Regions from separate parts of the Homo sapiens genome. Here region 1 is linked to region 2. The links are chromatin contacts, found by Hi-C in ENCODE. All regions are on one chromosome and are shown on one strand. Each heading gives the region's core, a stretch centred on a gene start or an enhancer-like site at or near the end of the contact. The rest is flanking DNA. Distances are from core to core; before and after follow the strand shown.

Region 1 (5,975 bases), core at 2,281-4,780, 1.7 Mb after region 2:
ATTCGAGTCCAGCGTTCCAACAGGCTTCTGTCATTGTCACTGAGCACTAGTCCAGCCAAGGGGTCAGTGGAGGGGCCCCCAGAGGCCCCAGCCCCCCGTTCCTTTCGCTCCCGCTCCTGCCGCCGTTTCTCCCGCTCCTTGGCTCGTTCTTGCCGCCTCCGCCGCTTCTCCTCCCGCTCCCGCTGGCGCTCCTGGGCTGTCACCGGCTTCCGAGGCTCAGGAGCCTCCAGGGGTGCGCTGGGGCCATCTGCGGGGAAGTTGGGCAGGGGAGAAGGTAAAAGCCTGAAGCCTTGTCCAAGTCCAAGTCTCCCCTCTGCCCACCCGACCTGCCCACAAGGCACCTCTGAGCCGGCTCCTCAAAGACTTGAGCAGGGCAGCTTTAAGGGCAGCCTTAGTATTGTCTGAGATGGCACCATCTTTCTTTGGTGGGGCAGGCTCACTGACTGGTGGAGGTGGCTGCAGGGTCAGATCAATGGTGTCAGGTGCAGGGCCGGGGCATGGTGGCGGGGCTGGTGGTGGAGACTCCATGGCACAGTCCCCACTGGGAGCCCAGGGACTGGGCATTTCAACATCTGGACAGCCAGGCTCACTAGCCACAGGCTGTAGAGAAGGCTGGAAGCGGATCTGTTGGCGGATGCCCTCACGCCTTGCATGGAAGTCCTCAATTTCAGCCACAATGGCCTCCTTAATGCGCTCCCGAGTGAGGGCTTCGCGGTCAAAGGCAAAGTCAAAGGGCGGGGCACAGTCAGGCTCATCATCAGGATCATGGTACTTGGCCAGGAAAGGGTGGCGAAGGGCAGCAGCTGCTGAGATGCGAGCGCTGGGCTCAAAACGCAGCATGCGACCCAGCAGTGATAGGGCCTGGCGGTCGGCACCTGGGTACACTGTCTCCCAGGGCACAGGCTGGCGTGGTGGCAAGCTCTGGATATAGGCCCGCACCCTCTCAGCCCCCACAGCCTGAATCACGGCTGGTGATGGGGTACCCAGCACCATCATGATGAGCTGTAGCTGGTGTACATAGTTTTTGCCTGGGAAGAGCTGGCGCCGGGCCAGCATCTCACCAAAGATGCAGCCCACAGACCAGAGGTCAATAGCCTGTGTATACTCATGCAAAGAGAGCATGAGCTCGGGCGCACGGTACCAGCGCGTGGCCACATACTCAGTCATGAAGTACTGATGTTCAGCGGGCGAGGTGCACAGGCCACGAGCCATACCAAAGTCACCAATCTTGAGCTCACAGTTCTCATTCACCAATAGGTTGGAGGGCTTCAGGTCACGGTGGATGACCTGAGCCGAGTGCATGTACTTCAGGCCCCGCAGCAGTTGGTACAGGAAGTAGCGCACGTGTTCCAGTGTGAGGGGCTGTGAGGAGTGGATGATCTGGTGCAGGTCGCTTTCCATCAGGTCCAGGACCACGTAGCTGGAAGGGGAAGGAAGGAGAGAAGCATGGGTTGGCCTGATCACACTCCAGGGACAAGCCCCATCCTCACCACACCCTTCCGATTCCAGACAGGTAACAGCCTTACCCTGGGACCCCATAGGGGCTGACGGCATGGTATGGAAGAAGAGCATCACGTTTTAGATTCTCTACGACTTTTCCATGAACTTGGTTAAATCACTTTTGTCTCCAGACCTAGTTTCCCCATCAGATAAAAGATGGGGTTGGACTACACCAGGGCTGGCCAATAGGTTTCCTTTTGGGGCTATCTCCATTGTTTGGTAGTGGCAGCTTGAAGAACTATGATGAAAATTGACCAGGCTTGTCCACTGTCTGTAGGAAAGTGTTCTGTGATTGATTAGTGAAGTCTGCTATGGGAATAGGAGGGTGTGGTCATAGTAGGAATGTCCTACATTTGACATCCTATATACTAAGATTCTATAAAACTGTAAAATCATCTGTACACTTCTTGAGGAATAACAGTTGTCCCTGGCAAAACTCTAAAGAACTGGTCCTAGAACTGCGGGAATTTTCCCAGCCTGCTTCAGATTAGATTCAGCTGCCTTTCCAGAACTTCGGCAACATGGTTGCAGCCTTCAGAAAAGTCCCAAGTCTGGCTCCCTCTCCCATCCCGCTTCTTACACAGATTTGAATTCGCCATAGGGCACGGTGGGCCTCAGGATGTCCTTGATGGCGATGATGTTGTCGTGTTTAAAGTGCTTGAGGATCTTCAGCTCCCTGAGGGTCCGCTTGGCATTGGTCACCACATCGAAAGCATTAGGGATCTTCTTGATGGCCACCTGCTGGCCTGAGGAGCAGGGAAAAGGGACATACCAGAGGATACCTTGGAGAAACTGCAGAGTCGACTCAGCCCCTATCAACACCTCCCTTCTAGGATGCAAATGACAACAGCTACCAAGTATTGGGTACCTACTATGTGCCAAGCCCTGTGCTAAGCATGTTACCTACATTATTAAATGTTACCTTCACAACTCCCCTGCGGGGCAGGTCCCAATAGGTCAACGTTAAAGAGAAGGAAATATGGCTTAGTAACTTGTTGGAGGTTGCACGGATGCCCAGTGGTGTAGCTCAGCCTCTTATGCCTACACCCTCTCCATCTCAGACCTCACCCATCCCACCACCAGTTCCTTATGCCAGTGTCTGGCTCCAGAACACATTTCTCTCTTAGACACGAAGGACTGGCTCTCCATTCTGGTCTAACTGGGACTATCATTTTCCTAAGGAGGAAGTAGGCAGGCAGGATGGCAAAACCACCAGGCCGGAGTTTCAGAGAACCGAGCCTCCCCGGAGCCTGGCAGGCAGAAGGCCCTGGTCAGTGTGTGTTGACTGGAGCCAGAACTCGCACCCCGCTTTCCTTCCCGGCTGTCTGGGACAGGCCGGTTTCCCACTCCCTGCGACGCTGCCACATCTGGGAGGCGACGGCTCAGGAAGCTCACCGGTGAGGCGGCGGCGGGCGGAGGACACCACTCCATAGGCCCCGTTGCCTATGGTCTCGATGATCTCGTACTCGTCGCCCACGTCAAAGGTCACATCGAAGGAGCGGGCTTTAAGCAGGGCCAGGTTCTTGGCCGCTACAGAGGCAGCGGTGTGGGCGGGTTCGGCCTTCACGGGCCCGGGGGGCTCCGCAGAGCCGTCCTCGCCGTCTTCCTCCTTCAGAGGCTCGGCCATGGTGTCTGTGTGGAGACTCGGGTGAGGAGAGGACCACCTACCGTGGGCCTCAGTGTCCCCTCTGCGGGCTGGGGAGCAGGACCAGGGAACTTCCCAGTTTCCTAAACCGACAAGGGCAGAAGCGCGCGGCTGGTTCGTGGCAGACTAGCTACCCCAGGGGTCCGGGCCCAGAGCCGGGGGCCCGCCAGGGTCGGGGGAGGGGTAGGCGAGGCGCGGGCCAGGAAGAAAGGGAGGGGCGGGGCACCTGGGTTTCCTCAGGGCCGCACTCACCCCCGCGCCTCCTCAAGGCTTTCAGAGGTCCCGAGGCTCGCCGGCCTCCCGTCCCCAGCGCGGGGGTCTCCGAGGGTGGCTCACTTACTTGTTCAAAGGCCGCAGCCACCACCTCAGCGTCTTGAGCTGCCCTGTCCGTCCCCCTCCGCCCCGCCTCCCAAGGCCACGCTCCCTCCAGCTCCTGGCCAATCGCTGAGCTACTGCTGCGGAGGGTCCTGCCCCTTCTACCTACTGCGTCCAATCCTAGCCCACCGGCCGAGAAAGCCACGCCTGGCGCGCGCCGCTGTCCAGCTCGCCGGCGGGAGCCGCCCAAAGGGTGCCCGGCACTTCGCAGGGGTGTGCTCCCCGCCCTGCACCGCCTTCAAACGCATGCGCACTGGCAGTCGGGCGCCAAGTGAATGGAAGGCAACGCCCCTGCACGTAGCGCGCGCGTCCCCATGAAGCTCTCAACCTCATCCGGCCAATCACAGCTAGTCCCGTGAGCTCGGGGAACTGCCCGGCCTGAGATGCCCAGGTCTGGGACTGTTACCTTGGCTACTGGCTCCCGAAGTCCCCTTCCGCCCAGGGAATTGTGTCCGCCATTTGCTTGGTCCCAGGAGCTCTGGGAATGTGTCATCCCCGGTAGAGGGTGCCCGTCACGGCCAACCACAGAGATCCCGGTCCTCCGGGATTCTAGAGCGTCCGGCCGAACCCTCCACTGACTTCCGGTGGCTGAGCCTCTCCGCAGCTTCCGGCCAAGTTGGACTGCAGCTCGCGGTTTCCTGGCTTCTAGGTATCTTCCCTCCGCTCGTTTGTCTGTCCCGCGATTCCCGTGCTTTGGGCTGCAGCGGAGTTAACCGAGGCGGCCGCCCAACCTCTGCTCCTCTGCGGAGCCCGCGGGTGGGCGGAGCCCTCGCTGGAACCGAGCTGTCCCGACCCACCCCAAAATCCGATAGTTTATTCGTTCATTCATGTAGCAAATGTTTATGGAGCACCGCCCCTCTAAGGCTCAGTGCCGGGAGGCGAAGGTGGACATGGTGGATACTGTGAGCTGGAAGGAAAGGTTTTCTAAAGGGAGCTCGAGGTAGGGCCGAAAAGAAGTGAAGAATTTTGGTTTCACTCCTAGGCGGCTTCTAGAAAAAAGCAATATGTATGCATATTCGTACCTACCTCCCCTTTGGTGTACAAAAATGTAGCATATTATGCTCTTTTCCTGAAGATCATTCCATATCAATAACTGGAGGGGTCCCTCACTTTTAAACAACTTTTAATAACATACCATAAAACTCATCCTTTTATAGTGTACAATTCAGTGTTTTTTGGTATATTCACAGTTGAGCAGCCATCATCACTACCTAATTTTAGGTAGAGTGGTTTATGGAACATTTTCATCGCCCCTAAAAGAAACCTATGTGAACCAAGTATCTGAGACAAGTCTCAAGTCAATTTAGAAAGTTTATTTTGCCAATGTTAAGGACATGGTGGTGACAGCCTCAGGAGGTCCTACAACATGTGCCCAAGATGGTCGGGGCATAGTCAGCCTTTATACATTTCAGGAAGACATAATACATAAGTCAATACATGCAAGATTGACATTGATTTGATGTGCTTATTGGCCATTTGTCTCCTTTGGGGAAATGTCTGTTCAATGTCTATTCTGGAAGGGCGGGACAACTCAAAGGGGAGGGGCTTCCAAGTCACAGGTAGATTTAAACATATCCTGATTGGCAGTTGGTTACAAGAGTTATTATCTATAGAAAGGAATATCTGGGTTATGATAAGGGGTTGTGGAGACCTAGGGTTTTTTGGTTGTTTATTTTATTTTATTTTATTTTATTTTATTTTATTTTATTTTATTTTATTTGAAGAGTGAGTCTCACTCTGTTGCCCAGGCTGGAGTGCAGTGGTGCGATCTCGGCTCACTGCAACCTCCCCCTCCTGGTCTCCTGCCTCAGCCTCCCGAATAGCTGGGATCACAGGCATGAGCCATCAAGCCCGGCTTTTTTTTTTTTTTTTTTTTTTTTTTTGTATTTTAGTAGAGATGGGGTTTCACCCTGTTGGCCTGGCTGGTCTCGAACTCCTGACCTCAAGTCATCCACGCCCCCCTGCTCCCGGCCTCCCAAAGTGCTGGGATTACAGGCGTGAGCCACTGCACCTGGCCAGGAGACCTAGGTTTTATTATGCAGTTGAAGCCTCCCAGTAGCAGGCTATAGAGAGAATAGACAAATATTTCTTATCAGACTTAAGGTCAGTGTTGATGTTAATGTTGGAGGGGTATAATAAGGCATGTCCAACTCTCACCTCCCATCGTGGCCTGAACCAGTCTTTCAGGTTAAATTTTAGGGTGTGCTGGCCAAGGAGGGAGTCCATTCAGATGGTTGCAAAGGGCCTTCTAATTTTATTTTTGGTTTATACCCATTAACGGTCACTCCTCATTCCTCTTTCACCAGAGCCCTTGCAACCACTGAACTACTTTCTGTCTCTATGGACTTGCGTATTGTGGATGCTCTATACTAATGGAATCACACACTGTGTAGTCTTTTGTGTTTGGCTTATTTCACTTAGCATAAAGTTCATGTTGTCATATTAGCACTAATTT
Region 2 (5,906 bases), core at 1,140-3,639:
TATTTTTGTAATTCCTGACTTACTAGTTAGGATTTTAGTTTTTTGTAAGCTGACATTCTTTCCTCTAACATAAACATGGTTTTCCTTAACAAGTGTTTTATTCTAGAAATGGTCTCGTTAGATTTTTCTGTAAATGTGTTTCGGGTTAATTAATTCGGCAGGGTTTTGTTTTGTTTAGAGATGGGGTCTTGCTTTGTTGCCCAGGCTAGAGTGTAGTGGCACAATCACAGCTCACTGCAGCCTTGACCTCCTGGGCTCTGCGATCCTCTTGCCGTAGCCTCTGGAGTAGCTGGGACTACTATAGGGCTTCACCGGGTAATTCCGAGTACCTGCATGTAGCCAATACAGTTCTGGGAACTTGCGGCTGTAGTAGTACATAAAACACACAATATCATTACCCTCTTGGAGGCCAGGCGCAGTGGCTCACGCCTATAAGCCCAGCACTGTGGGAGGCCGAGGCTGGTGGACCACTTGCTGTCAGAAGTTCAAAACCAGCCTGACGAAACCCCATTTCTAGTAAAAGTTCCAGATCAACATGGTGAAAGCCCCTCTCTACTAAAAATACAAAAATTAGCGGCGTGGTGGCAGGCGCCTGTAATATCAGCTACTGGGGAGGCTGAGGCAGGAGAATCGCTTGAATCTGGGAGGCGGAGGTTTCAGTGAGCCGAAATTGCACCACTGTACTCCAGCCTTGGGCAACAGAGCGAGACTCTGTCTCAAAAATAAAAAATAAAAAAAAAAGATTACCCTCTCGTAATTTTTCATGCTATTAAGGGAAGAGACAATAAAAAAAATAAGTAAATATTCATTACGCCAGATAGTGATAAATTCTTTGGAGAAAAACAAAGCAGGGTAAGGGAATGGAGAATTTTGGGGGGCTTGCAATTTTCATTAGGGTGGCAATTTTCCTTTTCACGGAAAAGGAGGTGTGTGATAAAGCTGGAAGGAGGTGAGCGAGCATCAGACATGGAATATAAGGATGCAGAGGGTGAGGGGGTAGGGAAAGCATTTTAGGGAGAGGGTACTGCAAGCACGAAGGCCATGAGGCAAAAACCTGTGCTCGGCAATTTGTCTTGGCCACAAAAGCTTTATCCCAGTCGTCAGTCCATTAAACCCTGTAGCTTTAAGTGTTGTGAGATCACAATCTTTATTTTTTAACTTGTGATGGTTCTGGACGGCAATTGCTGTTTCCTGCAATCTGTGGATGAATGAATGAGCAAAGCAGTTAGCAGCGGGATGAGTACAGGGGAGCAGCTCCACACCTGACACCTTATCCAAGTTCCCCCAGACCCTTGGCGCCCTGGTTCCCCCAGAACTTCGTTTGCATTCGTCTTTAAATGTCTTCTCAGTTTGCCTTGGGTCAGTTATTTGTATACCGATTAGACCTGTGCCGCCCACTGCGGTAGCAGCTAGTAGGAATTGGATGTGCTTTAAGTGTAAATACCAGATTTCCAAGACTTGCTGCAAAAACTGTAAAACATTCCACTAACGATTTTGCAATACTGCCTACATGCTGAAATAATTTGACTTTATTGGGTTGAGATATATTACTGTAACTTTCTTTTTTCATTAGAAAAATGTAGCCACTAGCAAATGTGAAGTGTCAGGCGTGTGGCGCGCAGATGCCTCTTTAAACTGGATGGCGCCGGGTTGGCCCTCACTATCAGCGGGCTCCCGACAGGAGGCGCCCCAGCTTGCGGCCGGGGGCAGCGCCTACCAGGCAGTTGGCAGGCAGTTCCAGCCCCGGGCCACGGCACTGCAGGGCCCGAGCCAGGTTACGGCAACCGGGGGCCCTGCAAACAGCTCCCGATTAGGGGGTGCTTTTGGGTGGGAAAGCGCAGGCCCTGGATGGAGGCCCGACCTGCGGCGCTCCAGCTCATCGCCCCGCCTCTTTGCGGCAGAGCTCAGGCCGGCGCAAACCGGTTCAGTGCTAGGACTGACGTCTCGCGCCGCCCAACCGCAGCACGCCCCCGCCTCCCCAGTCCTCTGGAAGAGACAGGGAACGTCTAGCCGCCAGGGTCCCGGGAGGCGGCTCTGTACCAGACGGACTATACTGAGAGCCTATGACAATAGCCGAAGGTGCCGGGGGGGGGGGGGGGGTGGCCTACTACCAATAAAGGAAGGGGAGGGGCGGGCCCTCGTTAGCTTCCCCCCCCTACCACGCTTCCTCGGGCGCGGGTCTACCCAGAGCCTAACGGGCGCGCGAGTGTGGGGGAAGGGCCTGGCGCGGGCTGGAGACTGCGCAGTGCGGTGCCGGCCGGGAGGGGGGGGGGGGGTGACGTAATCTCCGTCCGCGGCCGCGGCGCCCCGCCCCGCGACACCCTCCGCGAACCGCGAGAGCGCAGCGCAGGCGGTCCGCAGCAGCCGCAGCTCGGGGGCGGTGCCTGCCTTGCAGCCTCCCCTCGGCGATCGCGCAGCCCCATCTTTGTCCGGCCTCCGCGCTTTGTTCTCGGCGCCCGGGCCTTGGCCAGCCTGGCCAGCCGCCGAGCAGCCCCCACGCCGCGCTGGCGTCGTCCTCGCCTCCCTCGCCGCCGCCCCCCGCGCGCGGCCGGGCCTTGCCCCCCATGGTGTCCCGGCCAGAGCCCGAGGGCGAGGCCATGGACGCCGAGCTGGCGGTAGCGCCGCCGGGCTGCTCGCACCTGGGCAGCTTCAAGGTGGACAACTGGAAGCAGAACCTGCGGGCCATCTACCAGTGCTTCGTGTGGAGCGGCACGGCTGAGGCCCGCAAGCGCAAGGTGCGCCCGGCAGCCCACCGCGCGGCGGGCTCGGGGCCTTCTGCCGCTCCTGAGGCCGGCCGGCGGAGGGGCCCTTTTCCTGCCCTCTTCCCTTCCCCCGTTGCCTTTCCCTGTCCTTCCTCTTCCTCTCTCCTTCTGCCCTCTCTTCTCTTTACCCCTTCCCCCTCCTTTCCTTCCCCCCTCAACTCTCTCCCTTCCCTTATCTCCTCATCTTCCTATCCTTCCCCTCTCCCCCCTTCCCCCATTCTTCCTTTCCCTCCCCCTCCTCTCTGTCCCCTCCCCCTCCTCTCTGTCCCCTCCCCCTCCTTTCTCTCCGCCCTCCCCCTCCCTTATCCTTCTTGGCCCGGGAGGGGCGAGTGCTTCCGGGCCGGGGGTGGTGTTCTCCTGCCCTGCTGCCTGGGGAGCCTGGGACTTCGGTGGGCGGTCCCGGGCGTTCCTGCGCGAGGTCCTTGCGGGGAACTCTCCTGGTTCTGGAGGGTTCGGGGCTGGATGCGGGTGCAGAGAAAGAAATATTTCAAAAAAATGAGTAAAGGATGGGGGGCTGTCGAGTTCTGGGCGTTGGTCTGCAGCGGTCACCCGCCGCCAGGAGCGACCTTGGACGGGAGCTGGGGCAGGAGGCGGGCTGGGGGGCGCGGGGCCGGAGCTTCGCGGCTGCCTCGGGGCCCGCGAGGAGCTGGAGGTGGAGGGCGGCAGGGGCTGGGGCCGGGGCGAGCCTGTGGGTGCGGAGCCACAGCCCGGGTTTGCGTTGCGGCTGAGGAGTAGACTTGGAAGCGCGCCGTGGGCTGTGGGAGGCCTTAACCAGGAGTGAGTCCCCTCGGGGAGCCCAGTCTTGCGTCCCGCAGTTAGGCTTGGTAAGGGTTTGGAAATCAAAACGTAACGTGATTCTTCTATGTGAATAAAGTTTATTTTTACAGTTTCACGCGCTTTTGTAGATTACAATCCGAGATTGGGAGTTGTGAGGGCAGTTTCCACCTTGAGTGGCATTTTTTTATTTATGGGAATACCAACAGGCTCGCTGAGATTGTAGGGTATGTTAAGCAGTAATTCAAAAAAAAAATTATTTTTTTGAGACGAAGTCTCGCTTTGTACCCCAGGCTGGAGTGCAGTGGCGCGATTTCGGCTCACTACAATCTCCGCCTCCCGGGTTCAGCCGATTCTCCTGCCTCAGCCTCCTGAGTAGCTGGGATTACAGGCTCCTGCTACCACGCCCGGCTAATTTTTGTATTTTTAGTAGAGACGGGGTTTCACCATGTTGGCCAGGCTGGTCTGGAACTCCTGATCTCAGGTGATCCACCCGCCTCTGCCTCCCAAAGTGTTGGGATTACAGGCATGAGCCACCGTGCCCGGCCTCAAAATTTTTTTTATCTGTAATGGTATCAGGTAGCGTTATGTCTGGATGAACTAAAATCAGACATAAAACGTTTCAGGATCGGAGTTAGAGTCTTGCTAGTAGAATTGTGTGTCTTTAAGAAAAGATGGCCTGGCTTGGCGCGGTGGCTGACGCCTGTAATCCCAGCACGTGGGGAGGCCGAGGGGGGCAGATCACGAGGTCAGGAGTTCGAGACCAGCCTGGCCAACATGGTGAAACCTCATCTCTACTAAAAATACGAAAAGTAGCCGGGTGTGATGGCGGGCGCCTGTAATCCCAGCTACTCCAGAGGTTGAGGCAGGAGAATCACTTCAACCCGGGAGGCGGAGGTTGCAGTGAGCAGTGATCGCGCCACTGTACTCCAGACTGGGTGACAGAGCAAGACCCCCTCCGGAAAAAAAAAAAAAAGGGTGGCCTGGTTGAAGCCAGTCTTCTACAGGGAATGTGCTGTTGCTACTCTGGGTCAGTAGTGTCCGGATTGGGACGTGACGCGCCCAAGATTTGTTACTACTTTGGATGAAGTGGGGACCGCCCCACTCTTCCTCTCCCTCCTTTTCTTTTTCCGTTCCCTCCCTCCCTCTCCCTTTCTTCCCCCCTCTGGTATTTTTTAACCAAATAGAAGGAGTCAAGTTTAAACCATCATTAACTAACTTTGCCTAATTTCCTAAAGTTAAGAATTACTTTTTTTTTTTGCGCTACTTATGGCTCTGATTAATCTTTTAATTTCAGATGTCAGTTGCTTAGTTTCAAAACTGTTGAGCCACATGTATGTTATTCACCAATTAGAAGTTGAACTGTAGTCGGGTAGTGAAAAATATTTCTTTCAAAATTTAGGTGGGGGCTGCTGCAGTGCCAGTTGGCAGTGTGCCAGCAAGGAGCCCTTAAGCCCTCCATGCTTTTTCCTCTGACTGGGGGGACTTATTTACCTGTATCACTTCATGTGCGGTGTCCTGCATTTCTAGCACTCTCTAGTGGCCCAGTTAAGGAAGAGTTGGTTTGGGAAATAGTTTAACAAACCTGATGATTAACAGTTGGACAATCTGCATAGGATTTCCATCAGATCTGTAAGCTTAGGACATTTTGTTTTTTAAATTTTATTTTATTAAAAATTATTTTTTGTAGAGACAGAGTCTTGCTCTGTTACCCAGGATGGAGTGCAATGGTCTGGTCAGTGATCACTGCAGCCTCAGATTCCTGGACTCCAGCCTCTCCTGAGTAGCTGGGACTACGGGCGTGTGTCACCACGACCGGCTAATATTTGTAGAGACAGTGTCTCACTATATTGCACAGGCTGGTCTTGAACTCCTGGACTCAAGCCATCCTCCTGTCTCCCAGAGTGCTGGGATTACAGGCCAGAGCCACTGAGCCCAGCCATATTTTTGGTTTTAATGATATGAACTTGACTGTAAAAGTACTTTAAGCTGATGATTGTGCCACTGTACTCCAGCCTGGACAACAAAACCTATCTCAAAACAAACTTCAACTTGAATTATAATCTTTGTAAACAAACAAAGGTACTTTTTGAGATGGACATCTCAGGTACAGTTTAAAGAAATGAATCCCTGAATGAATAGGAATTACGAGTTTTGTTATCTAAGGACAGATGGATTATGCATTTTGTACCCAAACTTTGATTCTTCTTTTAACAGGCAGAACATGACAAAAACATGACCAGGCTTGATAAATTTCTGTCCAAAAGAAGCTTGAATTGCAGTAAAACTCTGTTTTTTGAGATGGGGTTTTCACTCTTTTTGCCCAGGCTGGAGGGCAATGGCGTGATCTCGGCTCACCACAGCCTCCCC

What was found. A loop is a pair of places that touch in the nucleus more often than their neighbours do. Pooled maps may share reads with other maps.
Region 1: a map of naive thymus-derived CD4-positive, alpha-beta T cell shows a loop between it and region 2 (14-fold over the local background). The contact joins the promoter of MAPK7 here to the promoter of USP22 in region 2. A Hi-C loop is called at or near these places in 1 of 168 maps with a recorded cell type or tissue (naive thymus-derived CD4-positive, alpha-beta T cell), 5 of 37 single-sample maps with no recorded cell type and 9 of 50 pooled maps.

What each region holds. Positions count from the first base shown.
Region 1 is chr17:19,376,053-19,382,027 of GRCh38, reverse strand. It overlaps MAPK7 (mitogen-activated protein kinase 7), which reads right to left and starts at 3,530. Exons shown (of 7, transcript NM_002749.4): 1 at 3,398-3,530; 2 at 2,896-3,132; 3 at 2,081-2,246; 4 at 342-1,420; 5 at 1-247. The coding sequence starts at 3,127. It also overlaps a transcript of B9D1 not described here. RefSeq lists enhancers at 605-1,567, 3,905-4,134 and silencers at 3,305-3,564, 3,635-3,694, 4,405-4,454.
Region 2 is chr17:21,039,494-21,045,399 of GRCh38, reverse strand. It overlaps USP22 (ubiquitin specific peptidase 22), which reads left to right and starts at 2,389. Exons shown (of 13, transcript NM_015276.2): 1 at 2,389-2,735. The coding sequence starts at 2,565. RefSeq lists enhancers at 671-1,618, 1,619-2,568 and a silencer at 2,104-2,703.